Regions from separate parts of the Homo sapiens genome. Here region 1 is linked to region 2. The links are chromatin loops, found by intact Hi-C in ENCODE. Cell type or tissue: PC-3. All regions are shown on one strand. Links, peaks and the distances in the headings refer to the core of each region. The heading gives the core; the rest is flanking DNA. Region 1 overlaps XPO1 (exportin 1). Region 2 overlaps USP34 (ubiquitin specific peptidase 34).

What was found. Peaks named below come from ENCODE experiments on the same cell type or tissue, not always from the same donor. Only the 100,000 strongest peaks of a DNase experiment are listed, where the experiment ranks them.
Region 1: a loop joins it to region 2, with 3 times the contacts of the local background. A loop is called at or near these places in 31 of 110 quality-filtered maps.

What each region holds. Positions count from the first base shown.
Region 1 is chr2:61,471,925-61,484,384 of GRCh38, reverse strand. It overlaps XPO1 (exportin 1), which reads left to right. Exons shown (of 25, transcript NM_003400.4): 21 at 280-448; 22 at 1,294-1,428; 23 at 1,846-2,005; 24 at 3,104-3,200; 25 at 5,419-6,536. The coding sequence ends at 5,565. It overlaps USP34-DT (USP34 divergent transcript), which reads right to left. Exons shown (of 3, transcript NR_185882.1): 2 at 3,802-4,060; 3 at 444-1,758. Among named protein-coding and RNA genes, the nearest start is that of USP34-DT, 7.1 kb to the right of the region's middle. RefSeq lists a silencer at 6,005-6,205. In PC-3, for the core only: no CTCF peak of the experiment used is centred there; no DNase peak of the experiment used is centred there.
Region 2 is chr2:61,422,316-61,432,280 of GRCh38, reverse strand. All of the region lies in intron 1 of USP34 (ubiquitin specific peptidase 34), which reads left to right. Among named protein-coding and RNA genes, the nearest start is that of SNORA70B, 9.9 kb to the right of the region's middle. RefSeq lists a silencer at 2,047-2,241 and enhancers at 5,076-5,753, 5,754-6,431, 6,432-7,109. In PC-3, for the core only: a CTCF peak has its summit at 5,805 (motif pointing left); a DNase peak (open chromatin) is centred at 8,370; H3K4me3 peaks cover 545 bases; H3K27ac peaks cover 3,278 bases.

The DNA of each region.
Region 1 (12,460 bases), core at 2,525-10,524, 52 kb before region 2:
TAGTAGTAGTCTTATGGTAATAATGGTTTAGATGAGTTCTCTATTAAAAAGGTTGTCTTTCTCCTTCAATTTGATAACTCATGTGCGTAACGGGACAGTTTCATTTTCCGTGAGAGGTGGATTGTATTTTACTTGGGTTTACCTTTCAGGAGGCATTCTATCTTCTGTGGTTTATTGAAAACTCCAAATATTTATACTGGATTAAGCCTTGCTTTTCCCCTCCTGTCTAGCACAACAAAGACACTGAAACATTATTTTGTTTCCACCACTTATTTTTAGGACTTTGAAGAATATCCTGAACATAGAACGAACTTTTTCTTACTACTTCAGGCTGTCAATTCTCATTGTTTCCCAGCATTCCTTGCTATTCCACCTACACAGTTTAAACTTGTTTTGGATTCCATCATTTGGGCTTTCAAACATACTATGAGGAATGTCGCAGATACGGGTAAATAAAAGATGTTCTTTTATTCATTTGCCTGCCAATCCAAAAATACAAATATAGTTAATTGTACATAGGAAGGTATTACTTGTTCAGAGTTTTGAGTGTGTGAATTACATATATGAACATCTGAGAAAATCCTATAAGCAGTTTAATCAACTGTTCCACTCCACTCCAAGTGAGTCCATAGGCAGAATTGAGTTATGGGGAGAGCGGCCTAGTAATAATTGGTTTGCGTAATACAAAGTTCTACTGGGTAGTGATGTTGTAGAAGTTCATATAGAATCAGCTGAGCTTTCAGAAATGGTGAAAGGGTGGTAATAGTCATAACTTAGATTGTAATTTTTTTCCCATAGGCTTTTAAAAAATATTCATGAGGTTCTTTTTTTATTTCAATAGTTTTTGGGGAACAGGTGGTTTTTGGTTACATGAATAAGTTCTTCAGTGGTGATTTCTGAGATTTTGGTGCACCTGTCATGTGAGCAGTATGAACTCTACTTTATGTGTAGTCTTATCCCTCATGTGTATGAACTCCACCTTATGTGTAGTCTTATCCCTCACCCACTCCTGCCCTTCCCCACAAGTCCCCAAAGTCCATTATATGATCTTTATGCCTTTACATCTTCACAGTTTAGCTCTCACACAACTTATTATAATTTATAAGTAAGCCAGCATTGGATATAGTTGTATTCCATTATTAATTTAAGAAACCTTATGCAAGTAATTATTAGTCATCATCCCAAAAAAAAGGGAGAACAGGGTTAGATTCAGAATACTTTGATAAGAGCTAAATACTATCATGAGTGCTGTCAGTCTGTAGTAACTTTCCATTGGTATTCTATGTCTTTTAGGCTTACAGATACTTTTTACACTCTTACAAAATGTTGCACAAGAAGAAGCTGCAGCTCAGAGTTTTTATCAAACTTATTTTTGTGATATTCTCCAGCATATCTTTTCTGTTGTGACAGACACTTCACATACTGCTGGTAAGAATTTAATACGATTTAAATGTTAAGTGCCAGCTGGGCACAGGGCCTCACGCCTATAATCCCAGCACTTTGGGAGGTCGAGGCGGGGAGATTATGAGGTCAGGAGTTCGAGAACAGCCTGGCCACCATGGTGAAACTGTCTGTACTAAAAATACCATAAAAAAATAAAAGATACAATAAAAATACTGGGCATGGTGGCATGTGATTGCAATCCCACCTATTCGGGAGGCTGAGGCAGGAGAATGGCTTGGACCGAGGAGGCAGAGGTTGCAGTGAACTAAGATTGCGCCACGGCATTCCAGCTTGGGTGACAGAGCGAGACTCCGTCTAAAAAAAAAAAACAAAACAAAAAAAAACGCTAAGATCTATAGTTATATTACATTTTGGAGTTAATAATTTTCTTCTTATCAACAGGTTTAACAATGCATGCATCAATTCTTGCATATATGTTTAATTTGGTTGAAGAAGGAAAAATAAGTACATCATTAAATCCTGGAAATCCAGTTAACAACCAAATCTTTCTTCAGGAATATGTGGCTAATCTCCTTAAGTCGGCCTTCCCTCACCTACAAGAGTAAATATACCTTTTAATAAACGTAGAATGTTCCTGGTCGGGCACAGTGGCTCACACCTGTAATCCCAGCACTTTGGGAAGCCTAAGGTGGGAGGATTGCTTGGGCCCAAAAGTTGGAGACCAACCTAGACAACAAAACAAGATCCCGTCTCTACAAAAAAAAAAGTAGTCAGAAGTGGTATGCATCTGTAGGACCAGCTGTTGGAGAGGCTGAGGCGAGAGGGTTGTTTGCATCCTGGAGTTTAAGACTGCAGTGAGCTATGATCGCACCACTGTACACCAGCCTGGGTGATAGAGTGAGACCCTGCCTCTTTAAAAAAGCAAAAAAAAAAAAAAAAAAAAAAAGGCCACGCACGGTGGCTCATGACTGTAATCCCAACACTTTGGGAGGCTGAGGTGGGTGAATCACAAGGTCAGGAGTTCAAGACCAGCCTGGCCAAGATGGTGAAACCCCGTTTCTACTAAAAATACAAAAAATTAGTTGGGCATGGTGGTGGGTGCCTGAAATCCCAGCTACTTGGGAGGCTGAGGGGGAGAACTGCTTGAACCCAGGAGGCAGAGGTTGCAGTGAGCCGAGATTGTGCCACTGCACTCCAGTGTGGGTGACAGAGCAAGACTGTCTCAAAAAATAAAAAGGCTGGGCACGGTGGCAAACGCCTGTAATCCAAGCACTTTGGGAGGCCTAGGCGGGCAGATTACCTGAGGTCAGGAGTTTGAGATTTGCCTGACCAACATGGAGAAACCCTGTCTCTACTAAAAATACAAATTAGCCGGGCATGGTGGTGCATGCCTGTAATCCCAGCTACTTGGGAGGCTGAGGCAGGAGAATAGCTTCAGAGGTTGCGGTGAGCCGCGATTGTGCGATTGTACTCCAACCTGGTAAACGAGCAAAACTTTGTCTCAAAAATTAAAAAAAAATTCTTGATTAAAAAAAAAAAACATTATTGGGACGCTGAGGCAGGAGAATGTCTTGAACCCGGGAGGCAGAGATTACAGTGAGCAGAGATCATGCCACTGTACTCCAGCCTGGTGACAGAGCAATACTCTGTCTCGGGGGAAAAATAAATCATTATTTAATCATTGTGTTTTGATTTGCAGTGCTCAAGTAAAGCTCTTTGTGACAGGGCTTTTCAGCTTAAATCAAGATATTCCTGCTTTCAAGGAACATTTAAGAGATTTCCTAGTTCAAATAAAGGTATGTATTTATTTGCTCTTGCAGAAATATTAGGGGTAGATGTGACCACTTTTATGTTACATTGTAGAATTTTTATCACTTGATTTGTCATGCCAAATAAATGGGGTTTCAAGATAATACGTTTACACAATCTCTGTAATCAAAAAACCTGAGACTGGTAATACAGTGAAAAACTAAAGTCCAATAAGGATAGATATGTTTGAGATGTTATTCGGATAAACTTATTACTAATGTAATTCATTTTAGGTAGTCTTAAATGTATAATGGAATATTGGGTAAGAAAAACGTTGGTAGTTCTTTTTATAATTTTATACCAATTTTGTTAGTTGAGGGAACTTGTGAAAGTTACTAGATAGAATGTCTTTCTTCTGCTGTTATACAGTGCTTTATTCATACTTTTGGGAAGGGTTTTTCTTTGAACATCTTGCTTTAAAGAAATTTGGAAGTACTGTGAAACCCTAAGTAGTTGATGAATAGTTTATCCATGATTGTTGAATAAGAATTAGTCTCTTAGCTCTTAAATATTTTCTCCAAAATACAAAGGTTTTTTTTTTTTACTGTAAAAATATTAGCCAATTTTTAAAAAACTAATGAAAGTTACCTAGGCTGGGCGCAGTTGCTCATGCCTGTAATCCCAGCACTTTGGGAGGCCAAGGTGGGTGGGTCACCTGATGTCGGGAGTTTGAGACTAGCACGGCCAACATGGTGAAACCCCCGTCTCTACTAATAATACAAAAATTAGCCAGGCGTGGTGGCGCACAGCTGTATTCGCAGCTACTTGAGAGGCTGAGGCAAGAGAATTGCTTGAACCCACGAGGCAAAGGTTGCGGTGAGCCGAGATCACGTCATTGCACTCCAACCTGGGTGACAAGAGTGAAACTTCATCTCAAAAAAAAAAAAAAAAAGTTAACTGATAGCTACGAAGTCAATGATAATATAACTAAACTTAATTTAATGACAGTTATTAATTAGCCTTAGGAGAAACATCTTTCTTGGTATCTTGGCATATGAAGAATTTTTAGCTGGGCACAGTGGCTCACACCTGTAATCCCAGCACTTTGGGAGGCCGAGGCAGACAGATCAGTTGAGGTCAGGAGTTCAGGATCAGCCCGGCCAACATGGTGAAACCTCATCTCTACTAAAAATACAAAAATTAGCCAGGTCTGGTGGCAGGTGCCTGTAGTCCCAGCTACTCGGGAGGCAGAGGCAGGAGAATCACTTGAACCCAGGAGGCAGAGGTTTCAGTGAGCTGAGATCATAACACTGCACGCCAGCCTGGGCGACAGAGCAAGACTGCCTCTCAAAAGAAAAGAGAAAAAAGTGTCTGGGTGCAGTGGCTCATGCCTGTAATCCTAGCACTTTGGGAGGCCGAGACAGGTGGATTGTCTGAGCTTGGGAGTTTGAGATCAGCCTGGGCAACATGGTGAAACTACGTCTCTAGTAAAAATACAAAAAATGAGCCAGATGTGGTGGTGCCTGTAATCCCAGCTGCTGGGGAGGCTGAGGCAGGAGAATTGCTTGCATCTTGGAGGAAGAGGTTGAGATAATGTGCTGGGGCTACAGAACAAGACTCTATCACAAAGAGAACAAAATTTGTGTGAATACATAGTAGGTGTATATACTTAGGGGATGGGATGCATGAGATACTTCGGTAGAAGCATACAATGCATAATAATCACATTGAAGACTATTTACTGTAAGGTATCACACCATTTTTTTTGTTTTTTTTGGGGGGGCACAGTCTCGCTTTTATCACCCAGGCTGGAGAGCAGTGGCGTGATCTTGGCTCACTGCAACCTCCGCCATGCAGGTTCAAGTGATTCTCCTGCCTCAGCCTCCCAAGTAGCTGGGATTACAGGCGCCTGTGCCACCATGCATGGCTAATTTTAGTAATGACAGGGTTTCACCATGTTGGCCAGGGTGGTCTCCTGACATCAAGTATTCTTCCCGTCTCTGCCTCCCAAAGTTGGGATTACAGGCGTGAGCCACCATGCCGGGGCCCATGATTCTTTTGTAATCTTCCCCCCCACCAGTTAACAGGTTTGCAGTTCATTCAGCTATGTAGTATACTGTGTCACTATCCTATAATTTAAAACCCAGCCACTTTATGGATAATTTATATTCCTTCCTTCTCTAAAAAGGAAATTGCTCATCTATGATTTCTTTCTTTGCAAGTTGAAGTTTATTGCGTTGACATTTCAACTATCTGTTTTCACAGGAATTTGCAGGTGAAGACACTTCTGATTTGTTTTTGGAAGAGAGAGAAATAGCCCTACGGCAGGCTGATGAAGAGAAACATAAACGTCAAATGTCTGTCCCTGGCATCTTTAATCCACATGAGATTCCAGAAGAAATGTGTGATTAAAATCCAAATTCATGCTGTTTTTTTTCTCTGCAACTCGTTAGCAGAGGAAAACAGCATGTGGGTATTTGTCGACCAAAATGATGCCAATTTGTAAATTAAAATGTCACCTAGTGGCCCTTTTTCTTATGTGTTTTTTTGTATAAGAAATTTTCTGTGAAATATCCTTCCATTGTTTAAGCTTTTGTTTTGGTCATCTTTATTTAGTTTGCATGAAGTTGAAAATTAAGGCATTTTTAAAAATTTTACTTCATGCCCATTTTTGTGGCTGGGCTGGGGGGAGGAGGCAAATTCGATTTGAACATATACTTGTAATTCTAATGCAAAATTATACAATTTTTCCTGTAAACAATACCAATTTTTAATTAGGGAGCATTTTCCTTCTAGTCTATTTCAGCCTAGAAGAAAAGATAATGAGTAAAACAAATTGCGTTGTTTAAAGGATTATAGTGCTGCATTGTCTGAAGTTAGCACCTCTTGGACTGAATCGTTTGTCTAGACTACATGTATTACAAAGTCTCTTTGGCAAGATTGCAGCAAGATCATGTGCATATCATCCCATTGTAAAGCGACTTCAAAAATATGGGAACACAGTTAGTTATTTTTACACAGTTCTTTTTGTTTTTGTGTGTGTGTGCTGTCGCTTGTCGACAACAGCTTTTTGTTTTCCTCAATGAGGAGTGTTGCTCATTTGTGAGCCTTCATTAACTCGAAGTGAAATGGTTAAAAATATTTATCCTGTTAGAATAGGCTGCATCTTTTTAACAACTCATTAAAAAACAAAACAACTCTGGCTTTTGAGATGACTTATACTAATTTACATTGTTTACCAAGCTGTAGTGCTTTAAGAACACTACTTAAAAAGCAAAATAAACTTGGTTTACATTTATTTTTCCTTTATTGACTCATTTATTCCTATATTAATGATAGTGGGTATTTGTGTTTAAGCATCAAGTAACATTTTAAATGAAGTTGGACCCCTTGATTTACAAACAAGATTTCTAAGGTTATTGTTCCTAGTAAATGCAGCAGTTGTGTAAAATGAACATGTTCCTAAGATACCTTTTGTTCTCAAGAAACAAATTCCTCCTGTGGCATTTTGACTCATTTTACCTTTATTTGGGATTAGAGGGCACTTCTTGTCTAACTCTACTTAGCATCTAAATGTAACAAAGAATAAACATTAGCCTTGGAATGAGAACACAGATGTAACCTGGTACAAATACTAATTGTATTCTTAAAAAATGTAAGTAAACTAAGTAGCCATGAGCCTTCTCAAAAGGGTGAGTGGAGCCAGGCTTGGTAGCTCACACCTGTAATCCCTGCCCTTTGGGAGGCCAAGGTGGGCGGATCACTTGAGGCCAAGAGTCCCAGACCTGCCTGGCCAACACAGTGAAACCCTGTCTCTACAAAAAAATACAAAAATTAGCCAAGTGTGGTGGCACGTGCCTGTAGTTCCAGCTGCTTGGGAGGCTGAGCCAGGAGAATCTCTTGAATTTGGGAAGGAGAGGTTGCTGTGAGCTGAGATTGTGCCACTGCACTCCAGCCAGAGTGAGACACTCTCTCTCAGATATAGATTGATTTTTTTTTTTGCGGGGTGGGGGGTGGGGGTGATAGAATCTTGCTCTGTTGCTCAGGCTGGAGTGCAGTGGCGTGATCTCGGCTCACTACTACCTCCGCCTCCCGGATTCAAGCGATTCTCCAGCCTCAGCCTCCAGAGAAGCTGGGGCTGCAGGCACGCATCAACGCAACCAGCTGTTTGTGCTTTTACTAAAGATGGGGTTTTGCCATGTTTAGACAGGCTGGTCTCAAACTCCTGACCTCAGGTGATCCACCCACCTCAGCCTCCCAAAGTGCTGGGATTATAGGCGTGAGCCACCGTGCCTGGCCTTCCCTATACATTTTATATAATGGGTGTGTAAATGGACAACTAAGGATTATCAGACATCTAAGGGCAGTCTCAATATGAATTTTAAAATGGAAACGGGCAAGTTGAAAACAGACTGCACAGGCAAAAGTAAACAAAAATATCAATCACCAGTACCCTTAGAAAAGTTGAGAGCTTTCTGCAACCAAGAAAAACAATACCACAGTAAAGGTATATCAAGAGAACAGAATTTTGGAAATTAGAGAATAGCAGAAATAAAAAATGAGTTGCAGAGGCAGGTGCGGTGGCTCACGTGTGTAATCCCAGCGCTTTGGGAGGCCAAGGCGGGCGGATCACGAGGTCAGGAGATGGAGACCATCCTGGCTAACACTGTGAAACCCTGTCTCTACTAAAAATACAAAGAAATTAGCCGGGCATGGTGGTGGGCACCTGTAGTCCCAGCTACTTGGGAGGCTGACGCAGGAGAATGGCGTGAACCCGGGAGGCGGAGCTTGCAGTGAGCTGAGACGGCGCCACTGCACTCCAGCCTGGGCGACAGCGAGACTCCTCAAAAAGAAAAAAAAAGAAATTTAAATCTCCCAAAAATAGAGGGAAAAGAGAAAAAGATGCAAAATATAAACTTTTAAAAATTTGAGGACCACTCCATAAGTAAACATGAGTTCCAAACAGAAGAAAATGGAGTGTATGGAAAAAAGGATTCAAGAGAATCTCCACAAACAGAAGGGTATCAATTTGCTCATAACAAATCACCAAATATCCATCCCATAAGATACAAATACACCCCCAGTTGTCCAGGTGTGGTGACACACACTTGTCCTCCCAGCTACCCAGGAGGCTGAGGCAGGAGGATTCCTTGAGCCAGGAAAGTGGTGGAATATGCCTGTAGTCCCAGCTACTTGGGAGGCTGAGGCAGGAGGATCACCTCAAAGCATGCCGTTCAAAGCATGCTGGGCCTATGAATTGTCACTGCACTGCAGCCTGGGCAACACAGTGAGATCTCTGTGGGGTGCAGTGGCTCAACTGTAATCCTAGCACTTTGGCAGGTGGGAGGATTGCTGGAGCTCAGGAGTTCGAGACCAGTCTGGGCAACATAGGAATACCCTTTTTTTTAAATTTAGGCCAGGGCTGGTGGCTCATACCTGTAATCCCATCACTTTGGGAGGCTGAGGTGGGTGGATCACTTGAGACCGAGTTCAAGAACAGCCTGGGCAACATAGTAAGATCCCTGTCTCTACTAAAAATATAAATATTAGCCCAATGTGATGGCACACATCTGTAATCCCAGCTATTTAGGAGGCTGAGGCAGGTGAATCGCTTGAACCCAGGAGGCAGAGCTTGCAGTGAGCCGAGATTGCGCCACTGCACTCCACCCTGGGCAGCAGAGCAAGACTCCATCTCAAAAAAAAATTAAAATAAAATAAAAAGATGAAAGGCATAGGAATGGAGAGATGGAAGGAGACAGAATAGGTTGACTGTACAGTACATTCCAGGGTGAATGTTAGTTTGTGATAAAGTGCTCTGCTGTTCATTTGAGTTGTGGCAAATAATTTAACTGTCATAACTGGTCTTCAAAATGTTGATCAACAGTTATACACACTTGGCCGGGCGCGGTGGCTCACGCCTGTAATCACAGCACTTTAGGAGGCCGAGGCGGGCGGATCACCTGAGGGTGGGAGTTCGAGACCAGCCTGACCAACATGGAGAAACCCCATCTCTACTAAAAATACAAAAAAGTAGACAGGTGTGGTGGTGGCACCTGTAGTCCCAGCTACTCAGGAGGCTGAGGCAGGAGAATGGCCTGAACCCGGGAGGCGGAGCTGGCAGTGAGCGGAGATCACTCCACTGCACTCCAGCCTGGGCAAAAAAAGCGAGACTCAAAAAAAAAAAAAAAAAAAAAAAAGAGTATCTGTAATCAGTAGTTAGAAATGTGTTTGGTTACAAGTAACGAAAATCTGAAGAATGGCTTAAAGAAAAAGAACTTTTTTGAGGAGTCTTGCTCTGTCATCCAGGCTGGAGTGCAGTGGCAACTGCAGCTCACTGCAACCTCTGCCTCCCGGGTTCAAGGGATTCTCCTGCCTCAGCCTTCTGAGTGGCTGGGATTACAGGTGCCCTCCACCACAACCGGCTTTTTTTTTTTTTTGAGACGGAGTCTTGCTCTGTCGCCGAGGCTGGAGTGCACTGGTGCGATCTTGGCTCACTGCAACTTCTGCCTCCTGGGTTCAAGCAATTCTCTTGCCTCAGCCTCCCAAGTAGTTGGGACTATAGGCATGCGCCATCAAACCCGGCTAATTTTTGTATTTTTAGTAGAGACGAGGCTTCACTACGTTGGCCAGGCTGGTCTTGAACTCCTGACCTTGTGTTCTGCCCACCTCCCCCTCCCAAAGTGCTGGGAGTACAGGCGTGAGCCATTGCGCCCAGCCTAATTTTTGTATTTTTAGTAGAGATGGGTTTCATTACGTTGGCCAGGCCGGTCTCTAACTCCTGTCCTCAAGTGATCTGCCCTCCTTAGCCTCTCAAAGTTCTGGGAATACAGGTGTAGGCCACCATGCCCAGCCAAGAAAAATACATTTTATTTTTCTCACATAAGCAGTCTGAGCATAGACTGTTGTTCAAAGATGCATCAGGGATCCACACTTTATGATTCTGTTTTATCATTTTTTTTCGAGATGGAATTTTTTTTGCTCTTGTTGCCCAGGCTGGAGTGCAATGGCAGAATCTCGGCTCACTGCAACCTCCACCCCCGGGTTCAAGCAATTCTCCAGCCTCAGCCTCCCGAGTAGCTGGGATTACAAAGTGCCCGCCACCACACCCGGCTCATTTTTTATATTTTTAGAAGAGATGGGGTTTCAGCATGTAGGTAAGGCTGGTCTTGAACTCTGACCTCAGGTGATCCACCTGCCTCAGCCTCCCAAAGTGTTGGGATTACAGGCGTGAGCCACTGTGCCCGGCCTGTTTAATCAAATTTTTTAAACAATGAAATCGCAAATGGGGTAAAAGTTTTCATTGTTAAAAAAATTACAAGATGGGTATTACTTTGTGCATCAAGACCATGTTTCAGGCAGAAAGGGTTAAATGGTATGTTAGCTGAATTTGTCCCTCATCGTATTAGGAATTCTTTTGGGAATTCTTCCCAAAGAACCCATCCTGCAGATTTCTGCTTACATTTCTTTTTTTTTCCAGAGAGGGTCTCACTCTGTCACCCAGGCTAGACTGCAGTGGTATGACCACAGCTCACTGCAGTCTCAATCTCCTGGGCTCTAGTGATCCTCCCACCTCAGCCTCCCCAGTAGCTGGGATTACAGGTGTGCACCACCACATTCCACTAATTTTCTTATGTACTGGAGATGGACTTTTGCCATGTTGCCCAGGTTGATGTAGAACTCCCAGGCTCAAGCAATCCATCTGCCTTGGACTCTCAAAGTACTATGATTATAGTCGTGAGCCACCACGACCAGGTAATTTTTTTTTTTTTTTTTTGAGACGGAGTCTTGCTGTGTCGCCCAGGCTGGAGTGCAGTGGCGCGATCTCAGCTCACTGCAAGCTTTGCTCCCTGGGTTCATGCCATTCTCCTGCCTCAGCCTCCCAAGTAGCTGGGACTACAGGCGCCCACCACCATGCCTGGCTAATTTTTTGTATTTTTAGTAGAGACGGGGTTTCACCGTGTTAGCCAGGATGGTCTCAATCTCCTGATTTAGTGATCTTCTCGCCTCGGCCTCCCAAAGCGCTGGGATTACAGGCATGAACCACCATGCCTGGCCTTTTTTTTTTTTTTTTTTTATGAGACGGAGTTTCACTCTTATCCCAGGCTGGAGTGCAATGGCGCGATCTCGGCTCACCGCAACCCCTGCCTCCCGGGTTCAAGCGATTCTCCTGCCTCAGCCTCCTGAGTAGCTGGGATTACAGGCATGCACCACCATGCCTAATTTTGTATTTTTAGCAGAGATGAGCTTTGTCCATGTTGGTCAGGCCGGTCTAGAGCTCCCGACCTCAGGTGATTTGCTCACCTCAGCCTCCCTAAGTGCGGGATTTCAGGAGTGAGCCAACGCGCCCAGCCACCTTTTAAATTTTTGTAGACACAGGGCTCCCACTATGTTTCTCAGGATTGTTGCTTACCTTTTATCAGGAGGAACTCAATTATGTATGGCCAGCCCTAGAAAAGCCAGATCACCATGATGGTTGGTTTCAACTGCTACCTGAAAAAACGTGAGACCAGCACGTTGGCTCATACCTGTAATCCTAACATTTTGGGCCGGAGGATCAGTTGAGGCCAGGAGTTTGAGACCAGCCTGGGTAACATAGCAAGACCCTGTCCCTACTAAAAATAAAAAACAATTAGTTACGTGTGGTGGAGAGCGCCTGTAGCCCCAGCTACTAGGGAAGTGGGAGGATCCCTTGAGCCCATAAAGTGGAGGCTGTAGTGAACTGTGATCGCACCACTGCACTCTAACCTTGGCGACAGAGTGAGACTTTGTCTCAAAAAAAAAAAATTCAAATAAAAATAATTGGGGTTGTGTTGGCAGGGAAAAAAGGGATACGTGGGAATGTATGTTGAGTGGACAACGAATGTCTGCCTCAGGATCCAAAGTAAGTCTGCAAAAACCCAATTCTGTGAGAAAGACAAGGAAGAAGGGAAGATGATGGTAGAATAGAACTACAATCCTAAGGATCACCTGCTAGTGGGAAACAAAACGGGTTGGGCAGACTGTTTATAGTATCAACTTCAAGCAGCAGAAAGGCAAAGCATTTGGAACCAGGTGGTTCTGGCATGGAGAGATGGGCGTGCCATAACCTCCACAAAAGCTATCGAGAGAATGACTACAGAGCCTTGACAGACACTCTGGTTACCGTTCAGAGATTCTGTACACGATCTTTCGGACTTTGCAGTCACATGTCTATGTAAACACGTTGAACACAAAAATTAGCAAGCAAGGGGTAAGTGCCGGCGTGAGGAAAATTCCCTTACAAGCTTCAGCTGACTGCCCCCTTCACCTGTTCTTTATCTTAATATCC
Region 2 (9,965 bases), core at 1,950-9,949:
GCTGGTCTTGAACGCCTGAATTCAAGCCATCTGCCCACCTTGGCCACTCAAAGTGCTAGGATTACAGGAAAATGTCACTACATTCCATTTTTTTTTTTTAATTGAAAAACGGTGGGTTCTGTCTAAGTTGCCCAGGCTGGTCTCAAACACCTGGGCCCAAGCAAATCTTGCCTTGGCCTCCCAAAGTGCTGTGATTACAGGCGTGAGCTGCTACCCCTGGCCATGGTCTGTTTTTTGTTATTTTAAATTCATACGTAATTCTTATACATATTTATAGGGTACAGCATGCTATTTCAATACCTTTATATGATGTGTAATGATCAAATTGGGGTAATTATTGTTATCTCAAGCATTTATCATTCTTTGTGTTGGGAACATTCAAAATCCTCTCTGCTATTTATTTATCTTTTATTTATTTATTTTTTTGAGATGGAGTCTTGCTCTTGTTGCCCAGGCTGGAATGCAGTGGTGCGATTTCAGCTCACTGCAACCTCCGCCTCCCGGGTTCAAGTGATTCTCCTGCCGCGGGTCTCAAGTAGCTGGGATTACAGGCGCCTAACACCATGCCCGGCTAAGTTTTTGAATTTTAGTAGAGATGGGGTTTCACCAGATTGGCCAGGCTGGTCTCGAACTCCTAACCTCAGGTATTCCACCCACTTGGCCTCCCAGAGTGCTGGGATTACAGGTGTGAGCCACCACGCCCGGCCAGCCTCTGCTAGCTAAAATGTCAGATTATTAACTATAGTAATCCTAAAGCCAGGATCAGTGACTCATGTCTGTAATCCCAGTGCTTTGGGTGGCTGAGGCAGAAGGATCACTTGAGGCCAGGAGTTAGTGACCAGTGTGGGCAACACAGCAAGACTCCATCTCTACAAAAAGTTTAATTAATAATTAGTTGAGTGTGGTGAAATGCACCTGTAGTCTCAGCTACTTGGGAGGCTGAGGCAAGTGGATTGTTTGAGCCCAGGAGGTCCAGGCTGCAGTAAGCTGTGATTGTGCCACTGCATTCCAGCCTGAGTGACAGAGCTAAATCTCTTCTCTAAACAAACAAAAACCTGATAAAGCTCCAAAGAACAACAAAAACAAAAAAATAGTCATCCTGCAGTACTATAAAACACTAGAATGTATTCCTCCTGGCTAGGTATAATTCTCTGTTCATTAACCAATCTCTCCCTACATTCCTCTTCTCTAACCTTTCCAGTGTCTAGTTGTGTAAATTTCTTTAGTTTTCGTTTCATTTCATTTCGTTTCATTTCTTTTCTATTTTTCTTTTTTTAAAGAATAGGGGTCTTGTTGCCCAGGCTTCAGTGCAGGGGCGCACGATCATAGCTCACTATGAGCCTCAAACTCCCAGGCTCAAGTGATCCTCTCTTCTCAGCCTCCCAAGTAGCTGAGATTACAGGCTTGCACTACCATGCCCAGTTAATTATTTTATTTTTTGTAGCGAAGGGGTTGCCCAGGGTGGTCTTGAACTCCTGGCCTCAAGGGATCTCTTGCCTCGGTCTCCCAAGAGTAATTTCTTAATACGAAATAGCATTCAATTTCCCTTATATTCTCAGTTTTAAAAAATTCTACCTTTTCCTTCACAATTTGAATCAAGATTCACATGAGACCTATTAGAATTGCTGATTTTAAAAATTAACTAAATTGTTATATAATTTACATACAATAAGGTTAGTCTATTGTAAGGGTATGTGTTTATTCATTTTGACAAATGTATACACTCATATAAGAACCACAATTGAACATTTCCATCACCCAGTTATTCCTCATTCCTGTTTGTAATCAGCCCCACCACCAACTCTGCATTGTCGTAACTGCTGATGTGCTTTGTCACCTAAGCTTTATTTTTAAATGTATTTTATTATTATTATTTTTTGAGACAGTCTTGCTCTGCCACCCAGGCCGGAGTGCAATGGCACGATCCTGGCTCATTGCAACCTCTGCCTCCTGGGTTCAAGTGATTCTCCTGCCTCAGCCTACTGAGTAGCTGGGATTATGGGCATGTGCCAGCACGCCTGGCTAATTTTTGTATTTTTTTTTTCTTTTCTTTTTTTTTTTTTTTTGTGACGAAGACTCGCTCTGTCGCCCAGGCGGGAGTGCAGTGGCACGATCTTGGCTCACTGAAAGTTCCGCCTCTCGGGTCCACGCCATTCTCCTGCCTCAGCCTCTCGAGTAGCTGGGACTACAGGTGCCCACCACCACGCGCGGCTAATTTTTTGTATTTTTAGTAGAGACGGGGGGTTTCACCGTGTTAGCCAGGATGGTCTCGATCTCCTGACCTCGTGATCCACCCGCCTCGGCCTCCCAAAGTGCTGGGATTACAGGCGTGAGCCACCGCGCCCAGCCTAATTTTTGTACTTTTACAAATACAAAATTTTAGTGGAGACAGGGTGTCACCATGTTGGCCAGACTGGTCTCGAACTCCTGACCTCAGGTGATCTGCCCGCCTCGGCCTCCCAAAGTGCTGGGATTATAGGCAGGAGCCACTGTGTCCAGCTAGAAATAAACTTTATGTACTACTTACATCTGGTTGGTATTCTTTTTACTTAGCATACGGTTAGAAGTCATCCATGTTGCTTGTTGGTGCATCAGTAGTCGGTTTCTTTTTATTGCTGAATAGAATTCCGTATGTTGGCATATATATGATAACTTTTTTTTTTTGAGGTAGTCTTGCCCTGTTACCTGTCATGTGGTGCCATTATAGCTCACTGCAACCTCGACTGCCTGTGCTTAAGCAACTCATTCACCTCAGCCTCCTGGGTAGCTAGGACTACAGGTGCATGCTACCACACCCAGCTAATTTTATTTTATTTTATCTTATTTTATTTTTTGAGACGGAGTCTCGCTCTGTTGCCCAGGCTGGAGTGCAGTGGTGCAATCTTGGCTCACTGCAAGGTCTGCCTCCTGGGTTCATGCCATTCTCCTGCCTCAGCCTCCCAAGTAGCTGGGACTACAGGTGCCCACCACCATGCCTGGCTTAATTTTTGTATTTTTAGTAGAGACGGGGTTTCACCTTGTTAGCCAGGATGGTCTCGATCTCCTGACCTCGTGATCCGCCTGCCTCGGCCTCCCAAAGTGCTGGGATTACAGGCGTGAGCCACTGTGCCTGGCCAAACCTAGCTAATTTTAAAATTTGTTTAGTAGAGATAGTGTCTTGTACTGTTGCCCAGGCTGGTCTAGAACTCCTAGCCTTAAGCAATCCTCCCTCCTTTTCTTCCCAAAGCGCATCCTTTTTATTTATTTTATTTTTTTTATTTTTAAACTCAATCCACTCTAATGGAAATTTGGTTTGTTTCTAGTGTGAGTAAAGTTATTATTTTGTTTTGCTCTTTGTGTTTTGTTTGTTGGCTACCTGTGTGGACTAATTCTGTGAATTCTGGCTGCCCTGTAGTTTGTAGCCATTGATATCTCTGTTGGTTATTGTTACTGTTTCAATACATAATTCTTTTCTCTCTTTATTTTCAAACCTCACTTCCTAGGAGTTACCTCTGAATCGGCATAGCTAATTTTTTTCCTAAGTCTGTTGTAATTTCTAGGTTCCCCTCTTTCTTTTTATTTGTTGCAGAAACTGCTCGTTCCGTGGCTTGCTTAGTGCATACGATTTCCCATCTGGATTTTGCAGATTTTATCCTTGTGTAATTATTATGCTTTGTCTTTTGTATTTCCATACTTTTATTGCTAGATCTAGAGGCTTGATCAGATTCAGGTTAAATTTCTTGGCAAGACTGTTTTATAGGTTGTGTTGTGTTCTTCCATGGGGTTGGTTGGAGTGCCACTTAATGTCATAGTTAGCAAGCAGCCATTGCCTAAGGCTTTTATTACATTAACAGCTACAAAACTAATCCTGTCACTTTTTTCTTTGATTAGGTGGACTATCTGTATCAGGAGAAACTTGCTTTTATTACCTGTTTCATTACTTTTATTTGCTATTTCTACGTGAAAGTCAGGATGAATGGCTGATTTCTCCCTTTGTTAACCAGTTTTCAATGACTGATTTAACATTTGCAAAGGTGATCACTTTTTTTTTTTTTTTTTGAGAATCATTAGAAACTCATACTCAGAAATAACATTTTTGCCTTTGTTTAAGATTTGGAAGTTTTTTTTTTTTTTTTGTGACGGAGTTTTGCTCTTGTTGCTCAGGCTGGAGGGCAGTGGCGCAATCTTGGTTCACTGCAACCCCTGCCTCCCGGGTTCAAGCGATTCTTCTGCCTCAGCCTCCCAAGTAGCTGGGACTACAGGCACACGCCACCATGCCCGGCTAGTTTTTTTGTGTTTTTAGTAGAGACGGGGTTTCACCATGTTGGCCAGGCTGGTCTCAAACTCCTGACTTCAGGTGATCTGCCTCCCTCAGCCATCCAAAGTGCTGGGATTACAGGTGTGAGCCACTGTGCCTGGCCACCAAAAACTCTTTAGATTTGCCCTTTTGAGGCTATTTTCTAGATCCCGTAGGCATGCTTCATTTTTAGAAATTCCGTTTTCTTTTTTCTCCTGACTTGGGTGTTTTCAAATAGTCTGTGTTTGAACTCACTAATTCTTACTTCTCTGCCATCAATTCTGCTGCAAAAGACTAATACATTCTTTAGTATGCCAATTGCGTTTTTCAGCTCCAGAATTTCTGCTGGAGTCTTCTTACATGTTTTAATCTTTGTTAAAGTTATCTGATAGAATTCTGTATTCCTTCTGTGTTATCTTGAATTTCTTTGAGTTTCCTCAACACGGCTATTTTGAATTCCTTATCTGAAAGGTCACATATCTCTGTTTCTCCAGGATTGGTCCCTGATGCCTTATTTAGTTCATTTGGTGAGGTCATGTTTTCCTGGATGGCGTTGATGCTAGTAGATGTTCTTGAGTGGCATTGAAGAGTTAGGTATTTATTGTAGTCTTCACTGTCTGGCCTTATTTGAAGCTGTCCTTCTTGGGAAGGCTTTCTAGATATTTGAAAGAACTTGGGGCCGGGCACGGTGGCTCATGCCTGTAATCCCAGCACTTTGGGAGGCCAAGGCGGGTGGATCACGAGGTCAGGAGATCGAGACTATCCTGGCTAACATGGTGAAACCCTGTCTCTACTAAAAATACAAAAAAATTAGCCGGGCGTGGTGGCGGGCACCTGTAGTCCCAGCTACTCGGGAGGCTGAGGCAGGAGAATGGTGTGAACCTGGGAGGCAGAGCTTGCAGTAAGCCGAGATCGTGCCACTGCACTCCAGCCTGGGCAACTCCATGTCAAAAAGAAAAAAACTTGGGTATTGTGATCTAAGCTGTATCTGCTTTAGGGGTACCCCAAGCCCAGTAATTCTGTGGTTCTTGCAGACTCATACAGGTACCACCTTGATGGATTTGGACAAGATCTGGATAATTTGTGGATTACCAGGTGGAGACTCTTGTTCTCTTTCCTTACTTTCTCCCAAACACACGGTCTCGCTGTCCTGAGCCACCTAAAGCTGGGGTTGGAGTGAGTGACACAAGCACCCCTGTGGCCACCATGACTGTGCTGGGTCAGTCTTGAAATTAGGACTATGCTGGGTCTCACCCAAGGCCTGCTGTAACTGCACTCTGGCTACCTCCCATGTTTGCTGAAGGCCCTGGTGCTGTGCAATCAGCAGTTGGCAAAGCCAGCCAGACCTGCATCCTTCCTTCAGGGCAGCAAGATCTCTAGACCCCAGGTGGGTCCAGAAGTGTTGTCTGGGAGTTAAGATACTAGAGCAATACTTTTTGTATTGTGGCTGAGCTGGCATTCAAACCACAGGACTGGTACTTCTCACTCTTTTTCCCATTTCCACCTCACCTCGTAGCCACCGCCACCCCCAGGCCACAAGGGGTACTGCCAGACTCACCGATGTTTCTCTAAGGCCCAGTGTCTCTGAAGTCAGCTTGTCATGAACGCTCTGTTACCTGGGACTCACCCTTCAGGGCAGTGGGCTCCCCTGTGGCCCAGGGCAGGTCCAGAAATGCCATTTAAGAGTCAGGTCTTAGAATTAGGGACACCCAAGAATCAACTGGTGCTCTACCCTGCTGTGTTTGTGCTGGTACCTAAGCTGTAAGACAAAGTTCTCTTTACTCTTTCCCTCAGCTTTTCTCAAGTAGGAGTTTTGCCCCATAGCCACCACAGCTGGTAATGTGCTGAATCTCACTGAAGCCAGCAAGTCTCAGAGGCTCAACTGAGGCCCTCAATGTAGTACTTGGATATCGCTACTGGTTATTCAGGGCCCAAGGGCTCCTCAGTTAGGTGATGAATGCTGTCAGCTCCTGTCTTCTGGCCCAGGGTGTGTGTAGAAATGTCTGGGAGTTAGGGCCCTGAACAGGGGACCTCATGACTCTGAGCGGTGCCCTGTCTTGCTGTGGCTGAGCTGGTATCCAAGATGCAAGAGAGTCCCCCCCACTCTTCCTTCTCTCCTCAAACAGAAGGAAGGCATCTTTCTTGGAGCCCTGAGCTGTGCAGCCTGTCGAGGGGAAGGGGTGATGCCAGCACTCCATTGGCTGCCCCGCCTGGTGTCTCAGTATGTCTCATTCCCTGCTTCCTGTCCCCCTTCCCACCACCTCTACTGTCTTGGTGCCCAGTTCATTCATTACTAAGAATCGGTTAAGAGTTGTAGTCCTTACGGCTCAGACTGCCAAAAAGTTTACTTGGAAACATGGAGTGCTGTAGCCCTCCATGGTGAGGCTGGTGGGAACTCAAGTTGGGACTCCTGGGATCGGCAGTTGCCCTCCGCTTTAGGGCTGGTTTAAATGCTCCCTCCCTGGGTGGGAGTCACCTGGGTTTGATCTGGTTTTCTTTTCTGCTCTCACAGGACAGCACTGAGTTCAGTGGCTTGCAGTTGCTGTGTTGTCCCTCCCTCAGCACCGAGAGGCTCTAGGCACCAGGCCTTTTGCTGCTGGCTGGGGGAACAGGAAGTGTGCGTAGTTGCTAATTGAGGACTGTTGTTTCTCCCTTCAGTGATACGCAGTTAAAACCAGGTACTATGAGTACTCACCTGATTTTTGTTTTTTATGAAGGTGTTTCAGTTAAAACCAGGTACTATGAGTACTCACCTGATTTTTGTTTTTTATGAAGGTGTTTTTTCTATGTAGATCTTAATTTGGTATCCTTGTTGGCGGGGGCATGGGCATGATCAGTGGAGCCTTCTATGCTTGCTCTGCCTCCCACCTGTTTTCAGTCTAAAAAATCAGTGGCAGCTGGGCGCAGTGGGCCACACCTGTAATCCCAGGAGGCCAAGGCAGGTGGATCATGAGGTCAGGAGTTTGAGACCAGCCTGGCCAACGTGGTGAAACCCTGTCTCTACTAAAAATACAAAAATTAGCCGGGCGTGGTGGTACATGCCTGTAATTCCAGCTACTCAGCAGGAGAATCACTTGAACCTGGGAGGCGGAGGTTGCAGTGAGCCGATATTGCACCATTGCACTCTACCCTGGCGGACAGAGTGAGACTCCCTCTCAAAAAAAATTCAGTGGCTTCCATTAAACTACAGTTTGGATTTCCTGAACTCCTTTAAAAAATAATTGCAAAAATTTTTAATTGTGGTAAAAAAAAATATAGAACATAAAATTTACTGTTGGTCTTTTTTTCTTAAATAGAGAGGGGGTCTCGCCATGTTGCCTGGGCTGGTGTTGAACTCTTGGGCTCAAGTGATCCTCTTGCCTTGGCCTCGCAAAGTGTTGGGATTACAGACATGAGCGAAACATTTCTTTTCTTGATCATTTTTTATGTATATAGTTGAGTAGTGTTAGAAATGTTAACATTCTCGTGCAACAAATCTCTACAACTTTTTCATGTGACAAAACTGAAACGCATTTCTGGGCAACCACCCTTCTCCTTTGTTTCTGTGAATTTGGCTACTTTAAATACCTCATACCAGTTGAATTGTACAAGTACAGTCATGCACCGAGTAACGATGTTTTGGTCAATGATGGACCTAGTGTAGGACAGTGGTCGTAAGGTTATAATTTTTACTGTACCTTTTCTATACTTAAATATGTTTAGATATGCAAATACTTACATTGTATTATGGTTGCCTAGAGTATTCAGTACAGTTACATGCCATACAGGTTTGTAGCCTAGGAGCAATGGGATATTTATACACCGTATAGTAGAGGTCCAAGAGAGCAAAGATCTCTTGGAGATGGTGCTTTCAATTCATTTCAGTATATATGCTCACGAGTGGGATTGCTGGATCATATGGTAATTGTGTTTCTGATTTTTCAAGGAACTGTCATACTGTTTTCCACAGCAGCTGTAACATTTTATATTCCCAGCAAGAGTACACAATGGTTCCAGTTCCACATAACTTGTGAACATTTATTTTATTTATTTTGTTGTTTGTTTTTTAAGAGACAGGATCTTGCCCTGTTACTCATGCTGGAGTCAGTGGCATGATCATATCTCACTATAGCGTTGAACTTCTGGACTCAAGCCATTCTCCCACGTTATCCTTAGTGTCCTGAGTAGCTAGAACTATAGGCATGTGCCACCGTGCCTGGCTAATTTTTAAAAATATACATATTTTTAGAGATGGTACCTTGCTGTGTTGCCCAGGCTGGTCTTGAATTCCTGGCCTCAAGCAGTCTTCCTGCCTCAACCTACCAAAGCACTAGGATCGGAGGTGTGAGCTGTTGGGCCTCACTGGGGATTTTGATAGTGATTGCTTTTAATTCATAAATCAATTTGGGTGGTGTCGATATTTAACAATATAATGTCTTCCAACCAGTGAATGTGGGATTTCTTCCCATTTATTTACATCTTCTTTAATTCCTTTTAGCAACATTTTGTAGTTTTCATTGTTAACAAGTCTTTTCCTCCTTGTTTCATTTTTCTTTTTGATGCTGATGCAAATGGATTTTTTTTAATATTTCCTTTTTAAATTGTTCATTGTTAGTGTATTAGAAATGCATCTGACCTGTAATCCCAGCACTTTGGGAGGCTGAGGCGGGCATATCACTTATGATCAGGAGTTCGAGAGCAGCCTGGCCATCATGGTGAAACTCCCTCTCTACAAAATACAAAAACTAGCCAGGCGTGATGGTGGGCACCTGTAATCCCAGCTACTCAGGAGGCTGAGGCAGGAGAATCGCTTGAACCTGGGAGGCAGAGGTTGCAGTGAGCCAAGATTGTGCCACTGCACTCCAGCCTGGGCAAAAGAGTGAGACTGTCTCAAAAAACCAAAAATTTAAAAAGACAAAAGTATATCTGATTTTTGTGTTTTGAATTTGTATCCTGTAACTTTGTTGAATTCACTTATTTTTTGTTTGTTTGTTTTTGAGAGGGGGTCTCACTCTGTTACCCAGGTTGGAATGCTGAAATGCAAACTGCAGTTTAATGGAAGCCACTGATTTTTTTCGGCTCACTTCAGCCTTAACCTTCCAGGTTCGAGTGATCCTTCCACCTCAGCCTCCTCAGTAGCTGGGACCAGAGGTGTGCACCACCATGCCTGGCTAATTGTTTATATTTTTCGTAGAGATGGGGTTTCACTATGCTGCTCAGGCTGGTCTTGACCTCCTAAGCTCAAGTGATCTGCCCGCCTTGGCCTTCCAAAGTGCTGGGATTACCGGCTGTTAGTTCTAACAGTTCTTCTTGTGTAATCCTTAGGGTTTTCTGTTGGTTCATGTTATCTGTGGACAGAAGTGACTTGATTTCTTTCCATTTTCTTCCTCATTGAATTGCTCTGACTAGAATTTCTAATACTGTGTTGAATAGAAATTGTGAAAGTGACCACCTTATCTTGGTCCTAATCTTAGAGGAAAAGCTTTTGGGCTTTCACCTTTGAGTATGATGATAGCTGTGTGTTTGGAGAACTCTACTCTGATGAAATGTCCTTCACTTGCCTTTCTGGTTCTGGGTTGGATGGAATGAGTTGGAAAGTTTTTGTTGGTTAGCAGCTAGGCTGTCAGGCGGGCCTCTGGTGAGGATGGTTTTCTGGCCACACAAACTTTTTTTCAGAATGTGTGCCGTGTGTGTTTTTTGTTAGAGTAGG